Regions from separate parts of the Homo sapiens genome. Here regions 1 and 2 are each linked to region 3. Evidence: read pairs that join two places in POLR2A ChIA-PET (ENCODE). Cell type or tissue: GM12878. All regions are shown on one strand.

What was found. ChIA-PET counts read pairs that join two places held together with the same protein. Peaks named below come from ENCODE experiments on the same cell type or tissue, not always from the same donor. Only the 100,000 strongest peaks of a DNase experiment are listed, where the experiment ranks them.
Region 1: POLR2A ChIA-PET joins it to region 3 with 5 read pairs; 1 of 35 experiments calls an interaction of 5 or more read pairs at or near these places.
Region 2: POLR2A ChIA-PET joins it to region 3 with 5 read pairs; 8 of 35 experiments call an interaction of 5 or more read pairs at or near these places.

What each region holds. Positions count from the first base shown.
Region 1 is chr1:42,852,628-42,857,627 of GRCh38, forward strand. It overlaps LOC339539 (a long non-coding RNA gene), which reads left to right and starts at 4,995. Exons shown (of 4, transcript NR_104171.1): 1 at 4,995-5,000. In GM12878, no CTCF peak of the experiment used is centred here; no DNase peak of the experiment used is centred here; H3K27ac peaks cover 598 bases.
Region 2 is chr1:42,445,955-42,450,954 of GRCh38, forward strand. It overlaps ZMYND12 (zinc finger MYND-type containing 12), which reads right to left. Exons shown (of 8, transcript NM_032257.5): 2 at 3,964-4,105; 3 at 2,513-2,684. Among named protein-coding and RNA genes, the nearest start is that of ZMYND12, 7.6 kb to the right of the region's middle. In GM12878, no CTCF peak of the experiment used is centred here; no DNase peak of the experiment used is centred here.
Region 3 is chr1:42,356,102-42,361,101 of GRCh38, forward strand. No RefSeq gene overlaps it. Among named protein-coding and RNA genes, the nearest start is that of RIMKLA, 22 kb to the right of the region's middle. In GM12878, no CTCF peak of the experiment used is centred here; a DNase peak (open chromatin) is centred at 2,852.

The DNA.
Region 1 (5,000 bases), 500 kb after region 3:
GAAGGGGGAAAGGAAAGGAACTAACATTAATTGAGCATCCACTACATGCGATTAATTCTGTCAGTCACATTTACATTCATTATCTCATGTAGTTCTCACAGCAACTCTCAAAGGAATAAGAAGAGGACATGAAAGTGAGGGAAGATAAAGTCACTTGCTGTGAAGTCATACAGCAAGTACGTTGTGGAGCAGAGTTCAAACTTGGGCCTCCCTGACTGCCAGCTGTTGCTCTTTTCACTACATTTACCTTTTGGCTTCTGAAGGAGGAGCCACTTAGGAGACTTGCCTGGAGTTAGGAGCCAGTGTGGCCTCTTCATATGGCCTTGGGCCATTTGCTCTATGGCAAGTCAGTGCCAAGCATGAGAACGTTTTCAACTTTATTTTATTTTGAGGTCAACTTTATTTTATTTTGAGACAGGATCTTGCTCTGTCGCCCAGGCTGGAGTGCAGTGGTGTGATCACAGCTCACTGCAGCCTTGATCTCCTGGGCTCAAGTAATCCTCCCACCTCAGTGTATGGAGTAGCTGGGACTGCAGGTGCACACCACCACACCTGGCCTCAATGTTATTGATTGAGCACTTACTCTGTGCCAAGGAAAAACGGCAGTGACGGGGAGTACAGGGTGAAGGGTGGGATAAGGTGAGAGAAATCTTAAAACCCATAATGAGAGTCTTTGCTTTTAGTAGCAATAGTTTAGTCCTCAAGGCTGGAACAGCTTAGCAGGGATTATGTCTGGTTTCCTGTCCTCCTGGTTTAGGCCTGGCTCCACATGGCAGATTTCAGTGTTTTCTACATGGAAGTTTAGTGTTCACCCAGTTTTCCTCTAACAAATACAAAAGAACCCTTCCTCTAACAAATACAAAAGACCCCTATCTACCTCTCTTGTGAATCTGGGGCCCTACTCTTCCAGAGTGAGGGGCCCTCTTCATTTGTAGCCAGTTGGCAGAGTGTGATTCTGGCACCGGGCTTGGAACTGACATCACCCATAACCTTACCTAACATGGGGACCCTGCCGTTCACCAGTAAGAGATGTGCCAGGAACTTTACACTCATTATTGAATTCTCACAGCAACTAAGAGTGACTTGCATTTGCCGTATGTAGAAATAGGCTGATAAAGAAAGGGACTTGCCCAAGGTTACAGAGCAAGTAAATGCGGGGTGTAGGACCTGAACTACTGCCCAAATTCAAGTCCTGTATTTTATCCAACTATAAAAGACTTCCCAAATGATTCATTTATATTTATAGGGTACTTTACTGTTTACCAAGCACTTTTATTTCATACACATTTTCTGATTCCTTGAAAATCTCCACACAATATATTTTAAACATAGTCACCCAAACTTGTGTGTGTGAGTTGGCACACACCCTAATAATAAAAATCACCATCTTTTAAATACCTACTAAGTGCCAATTATTGTACAACTCTTATCTCTAGTCTTCATACTATCCTGTAAGGTAGTAATGTCCCCATGTTCAAGGCAAGAAAATTCTGTGAGATTAAATAACCAGACCTATTGGCAGAGTGGAGACTTAATTCAGGTATGTCTGATCCCAAGGTCAAGCTCTTCATTATACCCACTATCAAGCTAGGTCTACAGATCCCCTCTCAGTCTGGGAAGCTTAGTCTGACTCCTTCCTGACTTGGAGACTTTGTGACAACCACTGTGATTTTTTTTTTTTTTTTTTTTTTTTTTTGAGACAGAGTTTCATTCTTGTTGCCCAGGATAGAATGCAACGGCGGGATCTCGGCTCACTGCAACCTCCACCTCCCAGGTTCAAACGATTCTCCTGCCTCAGCCTCCCGAGTAGCTGGGATTACAGGCATGTGCCACCATGCTCGGCTAATTTTGTATTTTTAGTAGAGACGGGGTTTCTCTATGTTGGACAGGCTGGTCTCAAACTCCCGACCTCAGGTGATCCACCCGTCTCGGCCTTCCAAAGTGCTGGGATTACAGGCGTGAGCCACTGTGCTGAGCCCCACTGTGACTTTTATAATTATGAGTGTCTGCTGCCAGTTGGGCCTACGACCAATGTACCAGGCTCCTGCTTTGATCTTGGAACAAAGCTCCCCAGCCAATCTCACTTGTCTCTCTCTCTTTTTTTTTTTTTTTTTTTTGTGAGATGGAGTCTCTGTTGCCCAGGCTGGAGTGCAGTGGCGCGATCTTGGCTCACGGCAACCTCTGCCTCCCGGGTTCAAGCAGTTCTCCTACCTCAGCCTCCCGAGTAGCTGGGATTACAGGCATGTGCCACAACGCCCGGCTAATTTTTGTATTTTTACTAGAGATGGGGTTTTGCCATGTTGGCCAGGCTGGTCCTGACCTCAGGTGATCCGCTTGCCTCAGCCTCCCAAAGTGCTGGGATTACAGATGTGAGCCACTGTGCCCGGCTCACTTGCCCTTTTTTGACCCTAACTTATATGCTAACATTTTTTGTTTTAGTCAGTGCTTTTGAGTCCTGACTAGTCCTTTTATTCACTGTCTAACTTCCTTTTAAACTTTATTTTATCCTTCATTCCCCTTATTTTTTCCCTTTCTCCCTCATTCCATCTACTCTTTCTTCTCTTCCTCTCCCTCTTTTCCTCCTTCCCTCTTAGTAACTTGTAATACTGACATTGAAGACAATGTGGCCCCTGATTTCTAGTGTAGGAGATTGCCACACAAATCCAGAGTTGCAATGCAGGATGGTAGGTATCATTACAGTTGTACCCAGGATGCTGTAGAAGCCGGGGGAGTGCCTTAACCTGGCCTGTACTGGACAGTGGGGCCCAGAAGTGAGTAAGACATAGTCCTTCCTGGCTGGGTGCGGTGGCTCACTCCTGTAATCCCAGAACTTTGGGAGGCTGAGGTGAGCAGATCACGAGGTCAGGAGATTGAGACCATCCTGGCTGATACGGTGAAACCCCGTCTCTACTAAAAATATAAAAAATTAGCCGGGCGTGGTGGTGGGCGCCTGTAGTCCTAGCTACTCGGGAGGCTGAGGCAGGAGAATGGCATGAACCCAGGAGGCAGAGCTTGCAGTGAGCCGAGATCGCGCCACTGCACTCCAGCCTGGGCGACAGAGCAAGACTCCATCACAAAAAAAAAAAAAAAAAAAAAAAGACATAGTCCTTCCTGCAAGGAACGCAGAGGAAGTGAAAGTACTCTGAACAAGGTGCTGGGGGAACACAGGTGGGAATGGTTAACTTCACAGGAGAGGGGAATCTGAAAGGATGATTGAATTTGGTCTGAATGAATAGGTGTTTATAGCAGAGAAAAGAGAGGAAAGGGAAAGTTTATTTCAGACAGAAGGGAAGGCTTAGTGTTTTAGGAAATAATGAAATGTTTGATAGTGTGCCCTGTGTGAGGAGGAGAGGAAGCCCTTGTGTTGGATGCCAGGGTAAGAAATTTTGGATTGTGGACAATAAGGAATTTTAAAGCTGGGGAATGACATGATAATATTCACTCTTTATTTAGGAAAAGCACTTGGGCTAGTGTGGAGGATGAACTAAAGGGGGATGAGTGATTTGGAAACATGCTGTCTGTGTAAACCAGGTGCCAATTAGGACCCTCCTGATCCACAGAGAGTTCTGTATGATTGCCTCAGAGCATTGCCAATTCCACAAGATGGGAAAGTTCAAACTTTCCACACAATTTCTGCAGATTCCTTGGGTTTATGACCTCATAATCTCTTGCCTGAGATTCCTGTGATCTGTACAAACCTTTTCTATTTTGTCCCCATTAGTCCTGTCACAGAACTCAGCTCTTTTGATAAGTTTAGAATCCTTCCTAGAGATTGAGAATCTTAGTGAGGAGTTACATTAAGGCATGTGAGTAGCTTCCAATTCTGTCATCTCTGCTTGCCTCCCCACCCTCTCTCTGGATTGCCACAATAAGACTAGGGTGCATCATTGTTTTTTGTTTGTTTTTCTGAGATAAGGTCTCCCTCTTGCCCAGGCTGGAGTGCAGTAGTGTGATCACAGCTCACTGCAGCCTCCACCTCCTGAGCTCAAGCAATCCTCCTACCTCAGCCACCCCAGTAGCTGGGACCACAGATGTGTGCCACCGCACCTGGCTAATTATTTATTTTTGTTAGAGATGGTCTCACTGTCAGGCCTCTGAGCCCAGGCTAAGCCATCATAACCCCTGTGACCTGCACGTATACATCCAGATGGCCTGGAGCAACTGAAGAACCACAAAAGAAGTGAAACAGCCAGTTCCTGCCTTAACTGATGACATTCCACCATTGTGATTTGTTCCTGCCCCACCCTAACTAATGAATCAACCTTGTGACAGTCCTCCCCTGGACAAAGAGTCTCAGGAGCTCCCCACCGAGCACCATGTGACCCCCACCCCTGCCCGCAAGAGATAACCACCTTTAACTAATTTTCCACTACCTACCCAAATCCTATAAAACTGCCCCACCCCTATCTCCCTTTGCTGACTCTGTTTTTGGACTCAGCCCACTTGCACCCAAGTGAAAATAAACAGCCTTGTTGCTCACACAAAGCCTGGTTAGGTGGTCTCTTCACATGGATGTGCGTAACGTTTGATGCCAAAGAACCCGGGACAGGGGGACTCCTTTGAGAGATTGGCCCCCTGTCCTCACCCTCACTTCATGAAGAGATCCACCTATGACCTCGGGTCCTCAGACCAGCCCAAGGAACATCTCACCAATTTCAACTCAGGTAAGCGGTCTCTTTGCTCTCTTCTCCAGCCTCTCTTGCTACCCTTCAATCTCCCTATCTTTCCAATTTCAGTTCTCTTTCCTTTCTAGTAGAGACAAAGGAACACATTTTATCCGTGAACTCAAAAACTCTGACATCGGTCATGGATTTGGGAAGACAGTCTTCCCTTGGTGTCTGATCATAGCAGGGACGCCTGCCTTGATCATTCACCCACATTCCATTGGTGTCTGATCTCCATGGGGACGCCTGCCTTGATCATTCACCCACATTCCACTGGTGTCTGATCTCCACGGGGATGCCTGCCTTGATCATTCACCCACACTCCCTTGGTGGCAG
Region 2 (5,000 bases), 90 kb after region 3:
TTTCTTGTCCAGTGCTTTTCTCATTACTTTGGAGGAAAGACAGTCTGGAATGGGGTGTCAGACCTGGGCAGGGTGAGCAGGGCATTCCTGCAGGCAAACAGCCTGTTATGGGGAGTTGGAACCCACACAAGTGAGGAGGGATCCATGCAGCAGAGGCAGCCTGGAATGGGGAGTCAGGGCCCATGGAGCGGGAAGAGGTATCTATAAGGTGGAAAGGACGGAGTTAGAGAGCGGGGATTGATTCATACAGGGGAACTCATTAATATGTAAATAAACCAATGAAAGTGAAAGCTGTCAGCAAAGGGAGTTGCAATTAAGGAATGGAAGTAAATCAGATTGAACCCTATGGTGCTGTATTAGATCTGGATCAAACAGTATAGACTAGTGGTCATAGAGATATTGATGTAGATATATAGATACAGGCCAGACACGGTGGCTCATACCTGTAATCCCAGCACTTTGGGAAGCTGAAGCAGGTGGATCACTTGAGGACAGGAGTTCAAGATCACAAACATGGTGAAACCCCGTCTCTACTACAAATACAAAAATGAGCCAGGCGTGGTGGCACACACCTGTTGTCCCAGCTACTCGGGAGGCTGAGGCAGGAGAATTGCTTGAACCAGGGAGGTGGAGGCTGCAGTGAGCTCAGATTGCGCCACTGCACTCTAGCCTGGGTGACAGAGTGAGACTCGGTCTCAAAAAAAAAAAAAAGATATATAGATATAGAAATAAATACAGATGTAATGTGTGTATACGTACACCCATTATTATATTTACACTTACTCCCTAACTCCACTGAGAAGGCCTGGGAGCAGTAATACCCCAAAAGCATGAGTACATCTAGTGCACAGCTTTTGGCTTCTGATTTTCACTTTCCACTGAAAGAGATCAGGGCTCTTTAGAGGTATGTTCCAGAAAGCAGTCAAGTGAGCAAAGAACAAATGGGGTTGTATCTGGGAGATGCAGAAGCCAGCTTGAGTGGGGTTTGTCACTGGTCAAATCAGGGACAGTTTGAGGATCAAATTAACGATAGTAATGGATTTAAGCCCATTGAATAAAGATAAAATACTGATACAAATAACTAAATGAATACATTGAAAATTCGATGAGGAATGGGATATTTATATAGTTTCAAAGGACGTATCCATGAAATGAAAATTAAAGTTATTAATTACAGAAGGGTGAAAGAGTAACATTACAGGGAGGAAGACTGGCAGACGCCATCCTAATAAAGTAATTAAAATGAACATCATCAGTAATGAAAAAAATGAAAACATGCCAGTTTATAGGATGGGATGAGAACACAGCATCACCTCTGTACTGTTTTTGCCAAAAATCCATAACGTGAGTCCCATCATTAGGAAATATCAGACAAACTCAAATTGAGAAATGTTTTATACAATTGGCCTGTAACCTGTAAAAGTGTCAAGATCATAAAAGTCAAGAAAAGGTTGAGAAACTATTCCAGAGTTTTGTTGCCAACACATGGCAACAAAATGAAAAGTGTGACCCTGAACTGTATCCTTTTGCTATAAAGATGTTATTGGGAAAATTCGAGAAACTTGAATGGGGTCTTCTTAGATGACAGGGTCCCCTTGTGTGGTTCCCACAAAGACATTCTCCTTCATAACCACAATACAATATATCTCATTTACTAAGGGGACACTGAAGTATTCTAAGGATAGGGAATCAGGTGAACAACTTACTCTCAGAGAACTCAGGGGATAAAAGTTCTTTATATTGTACTTAATTTTAACAGTTTTACTTTTAAAAAAGTTTTACTTTTAAAAAAGTATTTTTTTAATGGTGGCTATTAAAACATATGAAGCATTTTTTTAAATGGTGGCCACCATGTAGGGTATCTGCTAAGTCTGCTCTATACTCTCAGAATTGCCTCTCCCATCTATAGGGGTGGGTTCCTGTATTTCTGAACTATGTGGCTCTGATCCCAGGGAATAAAGGTGGATTCCACACTCAAGCCATGTCAACAAAATTCTGTCTTCTACGAATTTGTATTTGGAAATCAGAAGCTAATTAGTTTCTACTGCCTACTTCAAACCTAGAAAACACGTAAACTGAAAAACTCCATCTGACATTTTGGGGTAGCTGTCTTCTACAGTGAGCATAGGGTAGACAAATCTGGTCTGCAGAGAGGGAAAATAGCAAAGCAGATAGATACCCAGAGAGAAGTAGATACAGGAGACAAGGCCCAAGAGAGAACGAAAGGCACTCCAATTCTAGTCCCTCATGAAGCCTCAGCTCCTGTAGGATACTACAGCACCCGCACAAAGTTCCTCCTTTTTGTGCAGGCCAGCTTGAGTGGATTTCTGCCAGTTGTAGACAAAAGTCTGTGACATCTCCTTCCCTACCTTGTGCTAAACTTTACAGCAACCCTGCTCCTTCTACAATAGGTCTCTTGGTGCCACTGTCAAGGGTGACTCTTTGATCATTGGTGTGACCCAAACATAACACCACTTAAGGGATCCAAGGATCTCAAGTCGGTTTCACTCACCAAGGCTGGCCTCGGCCAACAGCAGGTAAGCAGGCACAAGCTCTACGGAGCTCAGGCCATACAGCTTCACACGGAAGCGAAGGGACTGCAAAGCTGCTGGTACAGCATCTTCGTGTTTCCCTTCAAAGAGGTATTTCTGGGCTATGGTGTAGCAGAATTCAATCAAATACTTCTGTGGAAGAGAGAAACAGACTATCTGAGACAGTCTAAAGTTAAAGGCAAAGGTGGATGTAGATGGCCCTGGGGATAAGGCCAACACCTAATGACCCAGTTAAAGGCACATAGTGAGCCTGCCTGTATTAGAGTGGACGTGAAGCCCCACATAAGTGATATAAGAAAGCAAACTCTGGACTATGAGTTCCTTAAGGCCCAGGAACATGTGTATTTTCATCTTAGTTCAGCGCTTGGCATAGATGAATGCTCAATATAGAGTTATCAGATGAATAAATGAGTATTGTTTTTACAGTTCTAATAAAACTTTACTTTAGCAAAGCTAGCATGTCTCAGGACAATCTGAAACTTTCTGCCTTCCTAGTTGAGTTAATTTTGAGAGAAACATCTCATTTTCCCTTCCAGAATTATCCTGTTTAGCTAATATCACAAAAAACTTTAACTCTGCATTGTTCTAAGGCCACTATCAAAGTGTCATAACACTAAAATGGATGGATCTTATGTTTAGAGATTTATGGCTTATAATAAGGGGCTAATTTTTTAGAGTGATTGAGATGCTCAATACTCAATAATACTCAACACTATACATAATAATAGTGGCAGGTTTTGGTAACCTCCTTTATTTATTCAGTAGTATATCCATACATCATTCTTAACCCTCCTATTATGTGGCCAGACTCTTGGCATCTGTGGATGTTATGGGCTGAACTGTGTCCCCTGCCAAAATTCATGTGTTGAAGCCCTATCCTGCAGTCTGTCACATGACTATAATTGGAGCTAGGGCCTGTAGAGTGGTGATTAAGTTAGAATGAGGCCATTAGGGTGGGCCCTAACCTAATCTGACTTGTGTCTTTATAAAAAGAGGAAATTGGACACACAAAGAGATACCAGGCATGCTTGCACACAAAGGACCATGTGAAGACACTGTAGGAAGGCAGCCATCTGAAAGCCAGGAAGAGAGGCCTCAGAAGAAACCAAACCTGCTGACCCCTTGATCTTGGACTTCCCAGCCTCCAGAGCTGTGAGGAAATAAATGTATGCTGTTTGAGCCACCCAGTTTGTGATATTTGATTGTGACAGTGCTAGCAGACTAATACAGTAAGTATTTAGTAAATGTGGAAAACAACAGACTGGATGGTGTTGAGGACTTAAAAAGATATAAAACAAAGTCTCTGCCCTCCGTGAGGTTACAATTTAGTGATCCCAACACAGTTCGAGCCTTGTCTTGGGCAGCTTCACCGCACCTACGACTTAACCTTGGAAAGTGCCGTAGGCCCTACCTGCCGCTGCTGCAGCTGCTGCAGGCCATGCTGCCGTTCTTCCTCTGAATTGTAGAAGGGCATGGAAGTGCGCAGTGGAATCAAGAGCTGACATATTTTCTCATGGATGCTGTCCCAGTCAGCCTTCTGATGTACCACCCCACTGACAACGGAAACATAGACTTTATGATCTTTATATTTGGCATGACTTAAGATTCCATTAACCCTCCTACTGGCCTATCCCTAGACACCAGAAAAGTAAGCCAAATACAAACCAGGCAGGGAGCTCAAAGCCATTTCTGAGACTCAAATCTCTTTCCTTTCATGTGGTTATTTGATGATGTATAAACTGTGTTGGGATTGGAGAGTATGTTGTTTCTGCAGGCACACATTCACATTCTGAAGTCACACAGGGATGCTGGCATGCAATTGCTCATAGTGTTCTCTTATAATCTCTTTTATTTCTGCAAGGTTGGTAGTAATGTCCTCACTTTCATTTCTGATTTTAGTAATCTGAATCTTCTTTTCTAGGCCAGTCAACCTAGCTAAAGGTTTGTCAATTTTGTTGGTCTTTTCAAGGAGCCAACTTTTGGTCTCATCAGTTCTCTCTGTAGTTTCTTTATTCTCTGTTTTATCTCTGCTATAATCTTTAATTTTCCTTTCTTCTGCTAGCTTGTGTCTATACCCAACACAGGGCTGTGCATAAAGGAGTTTATAAATATGTTTTAGTTTGCTCTTCTTTTTCTAGTTTCTTAAGATGAAATGCTAGGTTACTGATTTGAGATCTTCTTTTCAATGTAATGTATATTAGTATAAATTCATATGAGTACTAAATTCATACAGTAACCTCTGAGTACTGCTTTGCCAGCATCTAAGTTTTAGTATGTTGTTTTTGTTTTCATTTATCTCAAAGCATTTTCTAATTTCCTTTGTAATTTCTTCTGTGACTCATTGGTTAAGAGTGTGTTATTTCTACATATTTGTAAATTTACCAAATTTCCTTGTTATTGACTACTAATTTCATTCCATGTAGGTGGAGAACATACTCTGTATGAAAT
Region 3 (5,000 bases):
AACACAGTGAGACCCCATCTCTACAAAAAATATAAAAATTAGCCTGGTGTGGGAACACGTGCCTGTAGTACCAACTACTCAGGAGGCTGAGGTTGGAGAATCACTTGAGCCCAGGAGGTCAAGGCTGCAGCAAGCTGTGATTGTACCACTGCACTCTAGCCTGGGTGACAGAGCGAAAACCTGTCTCAAGACAAAAAAAAAAAAAAAAACCATAGCAAGATCCCATCTTTACAAAAATAAAAACTTTTTGTTTTGTTTTGTTTTGAGACAGAGTTTCACTCTTGTTGCCCAGGCTGGAGTGCAATAACGCAATTTCGGCACACTAGAACCTCCGCCTCCCAGGTTCAAGCAATTCTTCTGCCTCAGCCTCCCAAGCAGCTGGGATTACAGTTTTGTGCCACCATGCCCAGCTAATTTTGTATTTTTAGTAGAGATGGGGTTTCACTATGTTGGCCAGGCTGGTTTCAAACTCCTGACCTCAGGTGATCCACCCGCCTCAGCCTCCCAAAGTACTGGGATTACAGGGATGAGCCAATGTTTCTTAAAAAAGAAAACATTGGAGAAATTGTAGTTTCAGAAAGGGTGAGAACTGACAATTTTCTTCCTGCGTGTAGCCAGATTCCTCTGGGAGGGGTACCCTCTCTATACCAGAGCAAGGAAATAGCCCTTATCACTAGAAACTTGGACTTGAAGGCTGCAATGGGCCTGAATAAATACACCTAGTGAAGTTACCCTTAGCTTTTACCTGTATTACACCCCTCCATGTATTTCCTAACGACTCCCCTAGAAAATTTTACTGCCCTAGCCAGATTTTATTTTCTCTCAGGTTTGGGAAACATTTTTGTTAAATAGTTTCAAGCTCTCCTGAGAGATCGGCAGATATTCAAACATATTTCTCTCTTGGAGCACAGTTCTGGGTCATTTCTTCTCAAGTTTATTGCTCTTTGTCTAAAAAGTATGAGAGTATCTTGCTTTGGCCATTTCTTCAGACTTCACTCATAAAGATCCCCATGTACATGTAAAACTAATACAATTTGTATACTTTTATTCATCTGCTTGGTGTCAATTTGGTTTCCAGATCCAGCCAAAGAGCCCACTAGGAGCTAGAAGGGGGATTAGGGGGATTGGCTGTGATCTATGGCTCCCTTATTCACTGGAAAGACTCAGTGAAGACTGAAGACTGACTGAGTTGCTAAAAAAAAAAAAAAAAAAAAAAAGAAAGCAAAAACGACTGTTGAAATAAATGTAAGCAAAACAACTACAGAGTTGGGTAAATAATTTTAAGTAATTTAAAGTCCTACACATAGATATCTTCCTAGGTGTGTTTAAGTTCTTGCACATTAAAGAAACCCAAAATGAAGAATCATAAAAATGCATATTGTGAGTGGTTTGTTCAAGAATGATAATACAGAGTTCCAATCAGTGGACTATTGTACAAAGAAAAACAAGCTTGCCTCACATTCGAAGGCCTATGAATGGATGTATATAAATGGGTTTGAACTTAAAATATTTAAAATAAGTACAGATCATATTTTATGATTCCCTACTTTAATGGAATGGTTCCATTTCTAGACTGATCACATTGGATAAATGGCCTTTGTGATAGTCATTCTAAGGTCTCTCAACACAGATTAAAGGCCCCTATGTTATTCATTGACCTCGGTGCTGATGGTTTTCTAGAGGACTGAGTGAACCAGAAGAGGTGGGGTACAAACATCCTAGGCAGAGGAAAAAAAGGGAGCAAATTCAGCAAAACATGGACATGGCATAGAGCATCAATTTCTTCTACTGGAGGGTATAGCAGGAGGGGAGTGGGAAAGTTGAGAAAACAAGTTATGGTAAAAGAAAAAAAAGAGGCAGTTGAATTTAGTCTCCATTTTCACATACTGGCTCTCTAAGCTTTGTTAAATAGTTTCAAGCTTTCTGGGATTGGCAGATATTCAAAGCTAACTATTTCTCTCTTAGGACACATTTACAGATTCTGCAGAAGACCCAGTAGGAAGATTCTGTTGTACCTTATATAATTCAGGTGATACCATCTCCCTTTCATTGGCTACTCTCATCTCAGCCTCTGTTTTTTGGTGGTCCAGTCTACACTGGGTCTTTCTGTTAGGAGTTCCATGGCTCTTCCAGGCAATCCTCCTAGGCAAGATTTTAAAGGGTTTAAGCCAGCTCTCCTTCCAAAGAAACCTTCCACCCTGACAAACTCTTGGAGTGCAGGCCACTTGATATAATCATTTATTTGACCTTCACCCCTGTAGTTGGAACAGCTAGCTAGTCCACCACTGCCTTTCACATGTCCTAGGCAAGAGTTAGATATTGGTCCACTGCATCCCATTACCTGCAGGAGTTACATATCAAGGTCTCCAAGTGGTCCCATTGAAATGGCTCCCCCTTGGCTTAAGAATAAGAAAGTATCACCCAACCCTGCTTATTGGGAGAGAGGGAGGAGAAATCCTCACAAGCTTATGTCTCTCCAGAAAAGTCCTCTTCAAAGAAGCCCTACAGCAACATCTCTTTACCTCCCTGAGGATGAGGGGCTTGAGAACTGTGCAACTGGTTTTTGATTATCTACTTTGAAACTCCCACAGAAGGGTATGCTGACAACTTTGCCATCTAATATCTATTGCCTTAGGGTTTCTGGTGGACACTTCCTATTTGAAATCTATTACACTTATATTTGTGGACTAAACAATACTTGGATGTGATGTATTATTCTTTTACTATCCTAATGGATTAAATTTACCAGTGTTTTATTTAAGATTTTGTAATCTATGTTTATAAATGAAATTGACCTATACATGTGCTTTTTTTGTACAGACCTTGTGTCATGTAGCAGGACAGAAATTTGCATACTATGACTCAGATGTGCGAAAGAATGTTAACATTTGTTACTTTCTGTAATGACTCCTATTTTAGACTCAAGCCTCAATTCCTACTAATAGCAGGGGGAAATTTTTAAATTGTGTTTATGTCTCTGTGAGTTTAAATAGAATTTAATTCATTCAAAATTCACACTCCCAGCTGAGTGCGGTGGCTCGTACCTGTGATCCCAGCACTTTGGGAGGCCAAGGTAGGTGGATCATTTGAGGTCAGGAGTTCGAGACCAGCCTGGCCAACATGGTGAAACCCTGTCTCTACTAAAAATACAAAATAAATTAACCAGGTGGTAGTGGCGCATACCTGTAATCCCAGCTACTCAGGAGGCTGAGGCAGGAAAATCACTTGAGCCCGGGAAGTAGAGGTTACAGTGAGCCGAGGTCACACCACTGCACTCCAGTCTGGGTGACAGAATGAGACCCTGTCTCAAAAAAAAAAAAAAAAATTCACACTCCCTGCTGGCTATTTTCTCCCCTCATAAAAGCAGGAGGAGAATACCACACTGTCCTGTGGCCTTCCCTGAGATGTCCCTCATCCCACTGTTGAAGCTGACAGAGGGAAACTTGGCTGTATCTTATCTTTTGTGGCATCATTTTGCTGCCTATTACTGAGATTCTTCATTCCTGCATTCTGTGCTCTGCTTATGCAACCTAAGGCTTCCTGCAGCCAAGTGGTTCCCCTCAGCACCATCTGTCCCCTGAGGAATCCAAGGAACTCTTGACTGCTTTCTCCTTGACATGATGTACTTGTGGGATCCTGGGAGGCTGCTCTCAGACTTCTCCCTCATCCGTTACTACCTGAGTCATACTGAACATGGTACCAACCCCAATACAGGGTTGTTCCAAGGAACCTGCATCATCTGAAACAAAATCTGGAAAGTGGGCATGAGCCATGTTTTGGAATTTCACCAGATCTGTATCCCCAAATCACTTATTTCTGGCCTCCCACTCCTTTGTCTCTCACACTCTCTGCTTTTCCCAATTATCAGAAGAACTTCCTGCTTTCCCTTCCTGTCTCTCAGGAATTCTTCTACCAAATACCCTTTTCCTTCCTACGTGGCATTAACCCTTGCCTACTTTGATTGAATAACAGTACAGGCAAGGGAGTGGCAGGGAAATAATCCAAATTATTAAGAGAAAATGCAGCCAGGCATGGTGGCTCACACCTGTAGTCCCAGCACTTTGGGAGGCCAAGGTGGGTGGATCTCTTGAGTCCAGGAGTTTGAGACCAGCCTGAGCAACATGACGAAACCCTGTCTCTACTAAAAATACAAAAAGTTAGCCAGGTGTGGTGGCACGCACCTGTAGTACCAGCTACTTGGGAGGCTGAGGTGGAAGAATCACCTGAGCCCAGGAAGTTGAGGCTGCAGTGAGGAATGATAGCACCACTGGGTGACAGGAGTGAGACCCTGACTCCAAAAAGAGAGAGAGAGAGAGAGAGAGAGAGAGAGAGAGAGAGAGAGAATATGCATTAGGGTATTTTCTACAAACACTTCAACTAGCTTACTTACATTTAAGCCCAAGATATTTATTGTTCTTATGCTTTTGCTGCTAAATCAAGGATAGACTCACACATAATATTTCTCTATTATACTGGTGGGTTAGCACACTGCCTATTTCCTCCAAGTGGTTTAATCAGCTTCTTGAAACCCATACTAATAACTATTACATGTAATTCATTTCCCTTTCCCTTGCAGATAAAAGTGGCCAACTAGATGTAAGCAGAAGTCACTGGGTAGGCTTCTTGGAACTCTGTCATTATTGCCCTTCTTCCGTTTGTCCTTTCTGTTGCTTGGAAGGCAGATGAGGTGGCTAGAGCTTCAAAAGCCATATTGGACCAAGAGTAACCTAGAACATGAAGGTGTGTGCCAAAGATGGCAGAGCACATGGAAAGGGGAGATCCTGGATGCTTAATGACCAAGGAGCAGCCACACCAACCCTGAACTGCCTAACTCTGCTCTTCTTTATTCTGAGGAAGAAATATGCCTCTTTTGTATTTAAGTTGCTTTAATTAGTATCTTCTACAAACAACCACATGTAATTTCTTACAAATTATTCAGTTAAGTGATGTATTCAGTCATACAACTAGGTCAGGCACTTGTAATCCCAGCACTTTGGAAG